Regions from separate parts of the Homo sapiens genome. Here regions 1 and 3 are each linked to region 2. Evidence: chromatin contacts called from ENCODE Hi-C or POLR2A ChIA-PET data. All regions are on one chromosome and are shown on one strand. The core of a region is the stretch at or near the end of the contact, and the rest is flanking DNA. Distances in the headings are between cores, read along the strand shown.

Region 1 (3,046 bases), core at 252-2,751, 180 kb before region 2:
CCTCAGGTGATCCGCCCGCCTTGGCCTCCCAAAGTGCTGGGATTACAGACGTGAGCCTCCGCGACTGGGCCCATATTCTTTATTTTATTTATTTATGTATTTTTAGAGACAGTCTCGCTCTGTCGCCCAGACTGGAGTGCAGTGCTGCGATCTCGAACATGGCTCACTGCAACTTCCACCTCCCAGGTACAAGCGATTCTCGTCCCTCAGCCTGCCAAGTAGCTGGGATTATAGGTGTGCGCCACCTTACCCTGCTAATTTTTGTATTTTTAGTAGTGATGTGGTTTCACCATGTTGGCCAGGCTGGTCTCGAACTCCTGGCCTTAAGTGATCTCCCCACCTTGGCCTCCCAAAGTGCCGGATTATGGGCCTAGCCCGTATTCTTGACAGCATTATTCATATTAGCTAAAAAGTAGGATAACACAAATAACAAATGTCTGTCAGCTAAAGCATAGATAAATAAAATGTATATCCATACAATGTAGTATTATTCTGCTATAAAGAAGAATGAAGTACTAACACATGCTACAGCATAGATGAATCTTGAACACATGTTAAGTGAGAGAAGCCAGACATAGTGGATCAAATACAAATCATAAGATCTTATTTATATGAAATGTCCAGAATAGGTAAATATATAATATAGAGATTAGTGGTTGCCAGGGACTGAGGGTGGGGAGTGACTGTTTCATCAGTTTGGGATTTCCTGTTGGGGTGATGAAAATGTTTTGGATCCAAATAATGGTGATAGTTATACAACATTGTGAATGTATTAAATGTCACGATGGCAATATTTATATGTATTTTGCCACAATTAAAAAATTATTTCATTCGATTATCTCACCTTGATTTCACATGAAAACATTTTGATGAAAAAGTATTTGAAGTCACATTATGTAGTGTAAAAGAGTAGAGTTTGGATTAAGGCAGACTGGGTTTTAAATGATCTCATCAGCTTGCTTTTTTTTTTTTCTTTTTTGATTAAGAGACAGAGTCTTGCTATGCTGCTTAGGCTGGTCTTGAACTCCTGGGCTCCAGGGATCTTGTCACTTCATCCTCCTCAGTAGTTGGGACTACAGGCGCAGGCCACCATGCCTGGCTGATTAGCTTTTTGGTCTCCAAGGATTAGTCTCTGAGGCTCCATTTCTTCAGCTGCAAAATGGAGATAATAATAGACCCTCTCACCACATCACTTATGAGTTGAGACACTCCATGCCCATATCAGCCCATTGTGAGCCCGTTGTGTTTTCCTGTATATCACTTGCACTAAAATTAGATAAGGGTGCTGATTTTGGAGCTCTTGGACTCCCGTGAATTAATTGGCAGTCAGTGAAGGTCTGCTGTTTCCTAGCACTCTGCTCTGGGTACTGTGGCTTGTATTTAGGAATTTCTGTCCACTTGAGATACATCCATGAAATGTACATTATATTATGTGCCTTATATAGTGAGTGTTGAATTCTGTAGTCACTAAGCATACTTAAGATAAAGATGGGGTTGGTCAGTATAGGCTGTTGTCTTCAGAGACCCAGGAGGAACTGAAACTGCGCTTGCTAGCTAACTGTTGCAAGCCACTTTTGATGTTCATCTGTAAACACCCTACTTCTAGGATATTGATCTCCAGACTCCATGGAAATGTTTATTCTCATTAGTCCCTGTCCCTGTCCAAAGGTAGTTCTTTGCCTTGGCTTATACCGCTGAGTCCAGAGCAAACCCCACCCTCATCCTATGAGACTAGTAGGGTGTGGGAGTGCCTTTGATTCTTAAATCCACCACCATGGGTGCTGTTCTTGTTCCCTAGACCACAATTCTGCAGAAATTAAAAAACACTGTAGGCCTGGCATTGTGGCTCACGCCTGTAATCCCAGCACTTTGCCAAGGCAAGTGGATCACTTGAGCCCAGCCTGGGGATTATGATGAAACCCTATCTCTCTTTTTTTTTTTCTTTTTTTTTTTTTTTTTGAGACGGAGTCTCGCTCCGTCGCCCAGGCTGGAGTGCAATGGCACAGTCTTGGCTCACTGCAGTCTCCACCCCCTGGGTTCAAGTGATTATCCTACCTCAGCCTCCTGAGTAGCTGCAATTTCAGGCGCGTGCCACATTGCCTGGGTAATTTTCCTACTTTTAGTAGAGATGGAGTTTCGCCATGTTGGCCAGGCTGGTCTCGAACTCCTGACCTCAGGTGATCCACCCGCCTCAGCCTCCCAAAGCACCGGGATTGCAGGTTTGAGCCACCACGCCCAGCCGAAACCCTGTCTTTATAAAAAATGCAAAAATTATCTGGGCCTGGTGACGCGTGTCTGTAGTCCAGCTACTCGGGAACTGGGAGACAGTCACCATTACTTAATGCTGATTTGCAGTTTTCCAATCACTTTCCACATTCCTGGCACTTTAGATAACTTTCCTAAAGTCACATAGTGGCAAGTTTCAGGTTCAGGACTCCATCTAGGGCTTCTGACTCCCAGCAGTGCTCTGTCCCCTGCACTGCAGCCTATAATTACCTGAAGCTATTCAATACTGTGCACTGCTGCTGAGCCACCTGGATTAAGAATATTATGTGCAGCTGGGCCTCACACCTGTAATCCCAGCACTTTGGGAGGCCGAGGCAAGCAGATCACTTGAGGCCATGAGTTCGAGACCAGCCTGGCCAACATGGTGAAACCCTGTCTCTACTAAAAATACAAAAATTACCCAGGTGGCCCACCTGTAATCCTAGCTACTCTGGAGGCTGAGGCAGGAGAATTGCTTGAACCTGGGAGGTGGAGGCTGCAATGAGCCGAGATTGTGCCACTGCACTCCAGCCTGGGCAACTGAATGAGACTGCCTCAAAAAAAAAAAAAAAAAAGGGCTGGGCACAGTGGCTCACACCTGTAATCCCAGCACTTTGGGAGGCCAAGGCAGGCGGATCACGAGGTCAGGAGATCGAGACCATCTTGGCCAACATGGTGAAACCGCATCTCTACTAAAAATACAAAAATTAGCTGGGCATGGTGGCGTGCGTCTGTAGTCCCAGCTACTTGGGAGGCTGAGGCAGGAGAATTGCTTGAACCC
Region 2 (2,795 bases), core at 268-2,767:
TTGCTATCCACAGGCAGAATTTCTTCTTCAGGAAAACCTCAAGTCTGATTTTAAGGCCTTTCAACTGCGTCTATCAAGCCCACCTAAATTATCCAGGATATCTTCCTTTTATGTAAAGTCAACTGATAATGGACTTTATTCGCATCTACAAAACAACTTCACCAAAACATCCAGTTTAGTGTTGGAATAATTGGGGCCTTTAGTCTAGCCAAGTTGACACAGTAAAAAAGACATCACACTCAGCAGGGCATGGTGGCTCAGTCCTGTAATCCTAGCACGTTGGCAGGCCAGGGCGGGAGGATTGCTTGAGGCCAGGAGGTCCAGACCAGCCTGGGCAATGTAGAAAGACACCATCTCTCCAAAACATAAAAAAAGATAAATTAGCTGGGCTCGATAGCTATACCTATAGTCCCAGCCACTCAGGAGGCTAAGGTGGGAGAATCACTTGTGCCCAGGAGTTTGAGGCTGCAGTAAGCTATGATCATGCCACTGTACTCCAGCCTAGGTGACAGAGCGAGACTGTGTCTCAAAAACAAACAAACAAAAAGCAGTGGAACGTTGCTTTACATATATTAGAGCACTTACCACATGCCCTGTGGTTAAGTGATTTGCATGCAGCATCTCAGTTAATCTCAGAACATCCCGTGACGCAGGTATCCTTCTTGTCCCTGATTTTACAGTTCAGGAAACGGCCTCAGAGAGGTGAGGAGACGCCCACAGTCGCGTGGCATGGTGCACCTGTGTTCTGAACTGTCACTTGCCTCTCCCTGTGAGCCTCTCTTTACTCTGCCTTGTCTTCTTGTCCTGGGGCAAGAAGTTAGGGTTCAAGACCCTTCGGGATGTGAGGATGTTTCTGCCACTCTGGACATTAGTTTTCTCCCCTAAGTGGCTCTATCTCTCCCGGCCTGAGTTTGGAAGGGAGACACCATTCTGGTACGACTTTTCTTAGGCCTGTGCTGCCATCTATGGGGCTCGAAGGTGCTCGCCATGCTCCAGACCGGCCACCTGGCAGTCAGGTGAGCTTGCAAGTGTGAAGAGCAGCGGGATGCGGGGGAGGGAGCAAGCCCAGTAACAAATAAAGCAAATATCATCGGCCCTTGTCCTCAGCTGCTCGCTCAGGCCCCCCAGAATCCTGTAGCATTTCTGGGGATTAAGAGGGTGGTGGGGTTTTCACCTCTATCACGTCTACTGCCAGCCTGGCGCCCAAAGGTTCGGCCGTCATCCGCCCCAGCGGGTCCCTGGAACCGCCGGGATGCCCAGGCTGCCAGGGGGTCTAATGGGGAACTGGGAGTTTCTTTCAGGTCACAGGATAGGTCTGCAGTGCGACTCAGGCTCCCGCGGGGACCTGCCCACTCGAACGGGGGAGGAGGAAGAGGCTCCGGGGGAGAGCCAAGGAGGCGGGGAAGAGGAGCGGCGTCCCGGGAAAGGGGATGCTGGAGCTCCTGCCGACGCTCCACCTGTAGCCCCGCCCTTGACTCCGCCCACTTCCCCAGCCCCTCCCTTCCAGGCGCAGCCTCGAGGTGGCGCTGTGGAGCCGCGCAGGGTCTAGGGCGACTCTCTGAGGGAGCCGCGGCCGCCAGGCTCCGTGGGTTTTGGTTCAGGCGCCGGTTAGTGTCGGGGTAGGCCACGCAGTGAGTTGGCTTGAGGCAGGAGGCAGGCGGAAACCGAGGCTGAGAGGCTGGCTGTCGCTGCCACCCCTCAGCAACCCCAGTGCAGCTGGTCATCCTGTCAGCCGATCAGTCAGTCGCGTCCCCAGCCCGGCTCACACGCCTCCTCCATCAGTCCCTCAGTCAGTCCCTGCGTTTCCTGTCTTTCCCTTGCCTTTCTCCCTCTTTTTTCTTGTCTTTTCTTTCTTTCTTTTCCTTCCTTCTCTCTCTATTTCTCTCACTTTCTTTCCTTTTCTTTTTCTTTTTATGAGAGGGGTCACCTCACTATGTCACCCAGGCTGGAGTGCAGTGACGTCATCTCGGCTCACTCAGCTTCGACATCCTGGGCTCAAGCCATCCTCCCGCCTCGGCCTCCCAAAGCTCCGGGATCACAGGCAGAGCCACTGTATCCGCCCAACCATTGCGGTTCCTGCCAGGTGGTCGGCTGGCAGGTCGGCCCTTGTCACCTGGGTCCCCGAGCCCTGCACACTGTGAGGGCGAACAGAGTCCATGGAGGATGGTGAGGGGAGGAAATATGTGGAGCCCAGGCCTTGCTTTTTCTGTTTTTTGTTCTTGTTGTTGTTGTTGCTGTTGTTTTGTTTTTTTTTTTTTTAGACGGAGTCTCGCTCTGTCGCCCAGGCTGGAGTGCAGCTCACTGCAAGCTCGGCCTCCCGGGTTCACGCCGTTCTCCTGCCTCAGCCTCCCGAGTAGCTGGGACTACAGGCGCCCGCCACCACGCCCGGCTAATTTTTTGTATTTTTAGTAGAAACGCGGTTTCACCGTCTTAGCCAGCATGGTCTCGATCTCCTGAACTCGTGATCCGCTCACCTCAGCCTTCCAAAGTGCTGGGATTACAGGCGTGAGCCACCGCGCCCGGCCTCTTTTTTTTTTTTGAGTCTTGCTCTGTTGCCCAGGTTGAAGTGCAGTGGTGCGATCTCTGCTCACTGCAACCTCTCCCTTCCGAGTCCAAATGATTCTCTTGCCTCAGCCTCCTGAGTAGCTGGGATTACAGGCACTCACCACCACGCCTGGCTAATTTTTGTGTTTTTAGTAGAGGCGAGGTTTCACTATGTTGGCCAGGCTGGTCTTGAACTCCTGGCCTCAAGAGTCTGCCCGCCTCGGCCTCTCAAAGTGCTGGGATTACAGGTG
Region 3 (2,937 bases), core at 236-2,735, 140 kb before region 2:
TATACTTGAACTAGTTTCACTGGTTAACTGAAGCAGGGGGAATTACAGGTTCTGATGGTAGCAGCACCAGAATGTACCCAGGTAGTCTTGGAAGTTGTTTGGGGCCTGGGATAGCTCAGGTGGACCAGTTGATTTCCCATAAAATTTGTTTTAGAATTTTAAAATCATTTTAGGGAAAAGAAGTTTCAAAGAATCTTTATTTGGGGTGGTTGTGGAAGATTTTAACATGACACCATTGTGGAGTCCTCTGAGCTAAGGGTTCCCTGGCAGACTCAAATTGGAAAAGCATTTGCTGCAACCTGAAGCTCTGGCTCAGCCTTCTCTTTGGCTTCTGAGCTGTAGGTGTGTCCACCTGATGGACCTCTCTGCTCAGATGGCCCCCAAGTACCTCATCCTTAATGCATTGACAGCCAAACTCATGTCTCCCTGTTCCTCAGCCCATGCTTCCTCTTCCACTCCTTCTTCTGATTGGCTCCTCACCTCCGTTCTCACTGCATTGTTCAGACTCCTGTCATTTGTGGCCAGGATTATTGCAGTAGCCTTCAAAATGATCTTCCTGCTCTGTTCTCATCCCTTCTGATTCATAGTCCATACTGTCACTGATGTTTCCAGATGCAGATCTGATCAGCCACTCCTTCCCACATGTAACCCTTTCATGGCTCTTCATGGCTATAGTGCTGATCATCACCCAGCTCCTCCCTGTGGTTGTATCTTCACCTGCCTCCTCTTCCACATGGTACTGCAGGTGGAAAGAGCGCAGGCTCCAGGATCTTAGGACATGAGGCCTGACTCCACCTCATGAGCAGTGAAGCCCTCAGGCCAGTTACTACACTAATTTCTGGGTATCTCAGTGTCTTTATCATGAAGAGATTGAATTTTTTTTTTTTCTTTTTTGAGGAAGAGACTCACTCTGTCTCCCAGGCTGGAGTGCAGTGGTGCGATCTCAGCTCTCTGCAACCTCTGCCTCCCGGGTTCAAGCAATTCCCCTGCCTCAGCCTCCCAAGTAGCTGGGATTACAGGTGTGTACTACCACCCCCAGCTAATTTTTGTATTTTTAGTAGAGATGGAGTCTTGCCATGTTGGGCAGTCTGGTCTCAAACTACTGGCCTCCTGTGATCTGCCCATCTCAGCCTCCCAAAGTGCTGGGATTACAGGCATGAGCCACCACACCTGGCTGGAGATTGACTATTAAATGTGATAATCCACATAAATTCTTAGGACAGTGCTGGACATCCATGGTGAGCACTCAACAAATAGGAGCTGTTGTTGTCATTACAATAACATATTTTGTATTCCAGGCATTTCTTGTGCTCCTCAAAAGAACTGTGTCCTCGTGTTCCTTTGCATAGATAGGTTCCTCTCTATAGAATATGCTTCTTCCCTGTCTTTAACCCCTGATTCTGACTGGCAGGCATGAACTTAGTTTATTATTCAGCTGCAACAATACCTCTTCTTTGAAGCCTGCCCCGGTGGTTCCCCCTCCTTCCCATGCCCTCCCGGGGTGTGTTAGGCATGTTTCCGCACAGCTCCGTATGCATAACCCAATTGTACAACTTGGCATGTTGTGATCTCACTGCTTGTTTTCCATGTCTGTCTCCTCACTAGACTGAAAGAGCTTATCTTTATTCATTTTCTCCACTCAATGTTTAACACATTTATGGACAAATGAATTTATATTTCCAAGACCAAGTTGCCGTATGTGAGAAGAATTTGAATAACACACAATATTATTATTTAATTGGTATGCAAGTATTTAATTATACATAGTTTTTTTTTTTTTTTTTAAGAGACAGGATCTTCCTCTGTTGTCCAGGATAGAGTACAGTGGCTTGATCTCACTGCAGCCTCAACCTTTTGGGATGATGTGATCCTTTCACCTCAGCATCCCAAATAGTTGGGACTACAGGCACATACCACCACACCTGGCTTAATTATATACGTATGCTCTGAATGCTTGGCTTCTCATAGATGGTGTGGGATCCTGGGGTTGTTTTTCTAGTCAGGGTGATATTGTTAAGTGGGGTCATCTTTTCCCTTTCCCAGTCCCTTTATGTAACCTATAGCATGTGTTTTCAAAGGGGTTAGTGGCCATCAAGAGGTGATCTATAGCCACATGGGAACTGAACTCCCATCTTTGACCTTAAGCTACCTGATCAATTATGTTAATGAGCCACTGAAAGAAATTAGATAAAATTATTCAAATTTTTATAACCATATATCGGACATTAATTTGTTATAACCATATGCAAAACCAATTAATGTCAGATCTTCAGGATATATCCATAGTCTTACTTCCATCAGTCTTAGCCTGGCCTAAGGTGCCATCATCTTTTGCCTGGATGCAGTAGCGAGTTACCTGGTCTTGGGCTCCTCCCTTGCCCTTCCATATCGTTTATTTTCAACACAACAAATCAGAGTGACCTTTATAAAATAGAATTTGGATTATGAACTTCTCTGCACAAAATTTTCCAAGGGCTTCCCAGCTCACTTGGAGTAAAAGCCAAGGCATTATGGTGGCAGATAGACCCCTCATGTCATGTGGCTGCTTGTTACGCTCAGTCCTCGTCTCCTGCTTTCTCCCTCTCATTTCACTCTGGAGGTTCCCCAGATAGATCAGGCTCACTCTGAATTGCAGGTCCTTCCTCTTGTTCGCCCCTCTGCTGTGCCTTTACTCCAGAGAGCATCATGGCTAAGATCCAGATGTCTGCATTTGCCCAAGACAGTCCTGGTTTGAATTTGTGAACCCATATGACTATTAATAGTGTCCCCTTCCAGTCTCAGAGGTGTCCTGTATTGGATGATAAATGACATGGCCACCCTTCCCACAGCTCGCTCTCTCGCTTCCTTCAGGTCTTGCCTGAATTGCCATATTTTACTTCAGCACTCCCCTCCTATCCTCTCTACCTAATATTTCTCCATTGTGCCACCTGGCATGCT

The links. Hi-C counts contacts between places; a loop is a spot of excess contacts on that map. ChIA-PET counts read pairs that join two places held with the same protein, here RNA polymerase II (POLR2A). Pooled maps may share reads with other maps.
Region 1: a loop to region 2 is called in a pooled map, with 4 times the contacts of the local background. The contact joins the enhancer-like site here to the promoter of LINC02558 in region 2. A Hi-C loop is called at or near these places in 2 of 50 pooled maps. POLR2A ChIA-PET finds 5 or more read pairs at or near these places in 4 of 52 experiments (GM10248, PC-3, SK-N-SH and 1 more).
Region 3: a pooled map shows a loop between it and region 2 (5-fold over the local background). The contact joins the enhancer-like site here to the promoter of LINC02558 in region 2. A Hi-C loop is called at or near these places in 3 of 168 maps with a recorded cell type or tissue (G401, IMR-90 and endothelial cell of hepatic sinusoid) and 10 of 50 pooled maps. POLR2A ChIA-PET finds 5 or more read pairs at or near these places in 8 of 52 experiments (BJ, MCF 10A, activated CD4-positive, alpha-beta T cell and 5 more).

The regions. Positions count from the first base shown.
Region 1 is chr22:31,788,806-31,791,851 of GRCh38, forward strand. The region is part of intron 10 of DEPDC5 (DEP domain containing 5, GATOR1 subcomplex subunit); the gene reads left to right. Among named protein-coding and RNA genes, the nearest start is that of DEPDC5, 36 kb to the left of the region's middle. RefSeq lists an enhancer at 1,750-1,809. Within about 2 kb of position 1,502, at least 2 of the 41 ENCODE cell types and tissues checked have a DNase peak (open chromatin) inside an H3K27ac peak, as active enhancers do.
Region 2 is chr22:31,969,306-31,972,100 of GRCh38, forward strand. It overlaps LINC02558 (long intergenic non-protein coding RNA 2558), which reads left to right and starts at 1,518. Exons shown (of 5, transcript NR_149128.1): 1 at 1,518-1,607. RefSeq lists enhancers at 648-697, 768-877.
Region 3 is chr22:31,825,131-31,828,067 of GRCh38, forward strand. The region is part of intron 24 of DEPDC5 (DEP domain containing 5, GATOR1 subcomplex subunit); the gene reads left to right. Among named protein-coding and RNA genes, the nearest start is that of DEPDC5, 73 kb to the left of the region's middle. Within about 2 kb of position 1,486, at least 2 of the 41 ENCODE cell types and tissues checked have a DNase peak (open chromatin) inside an H3K27ac peak, as active enhancers do.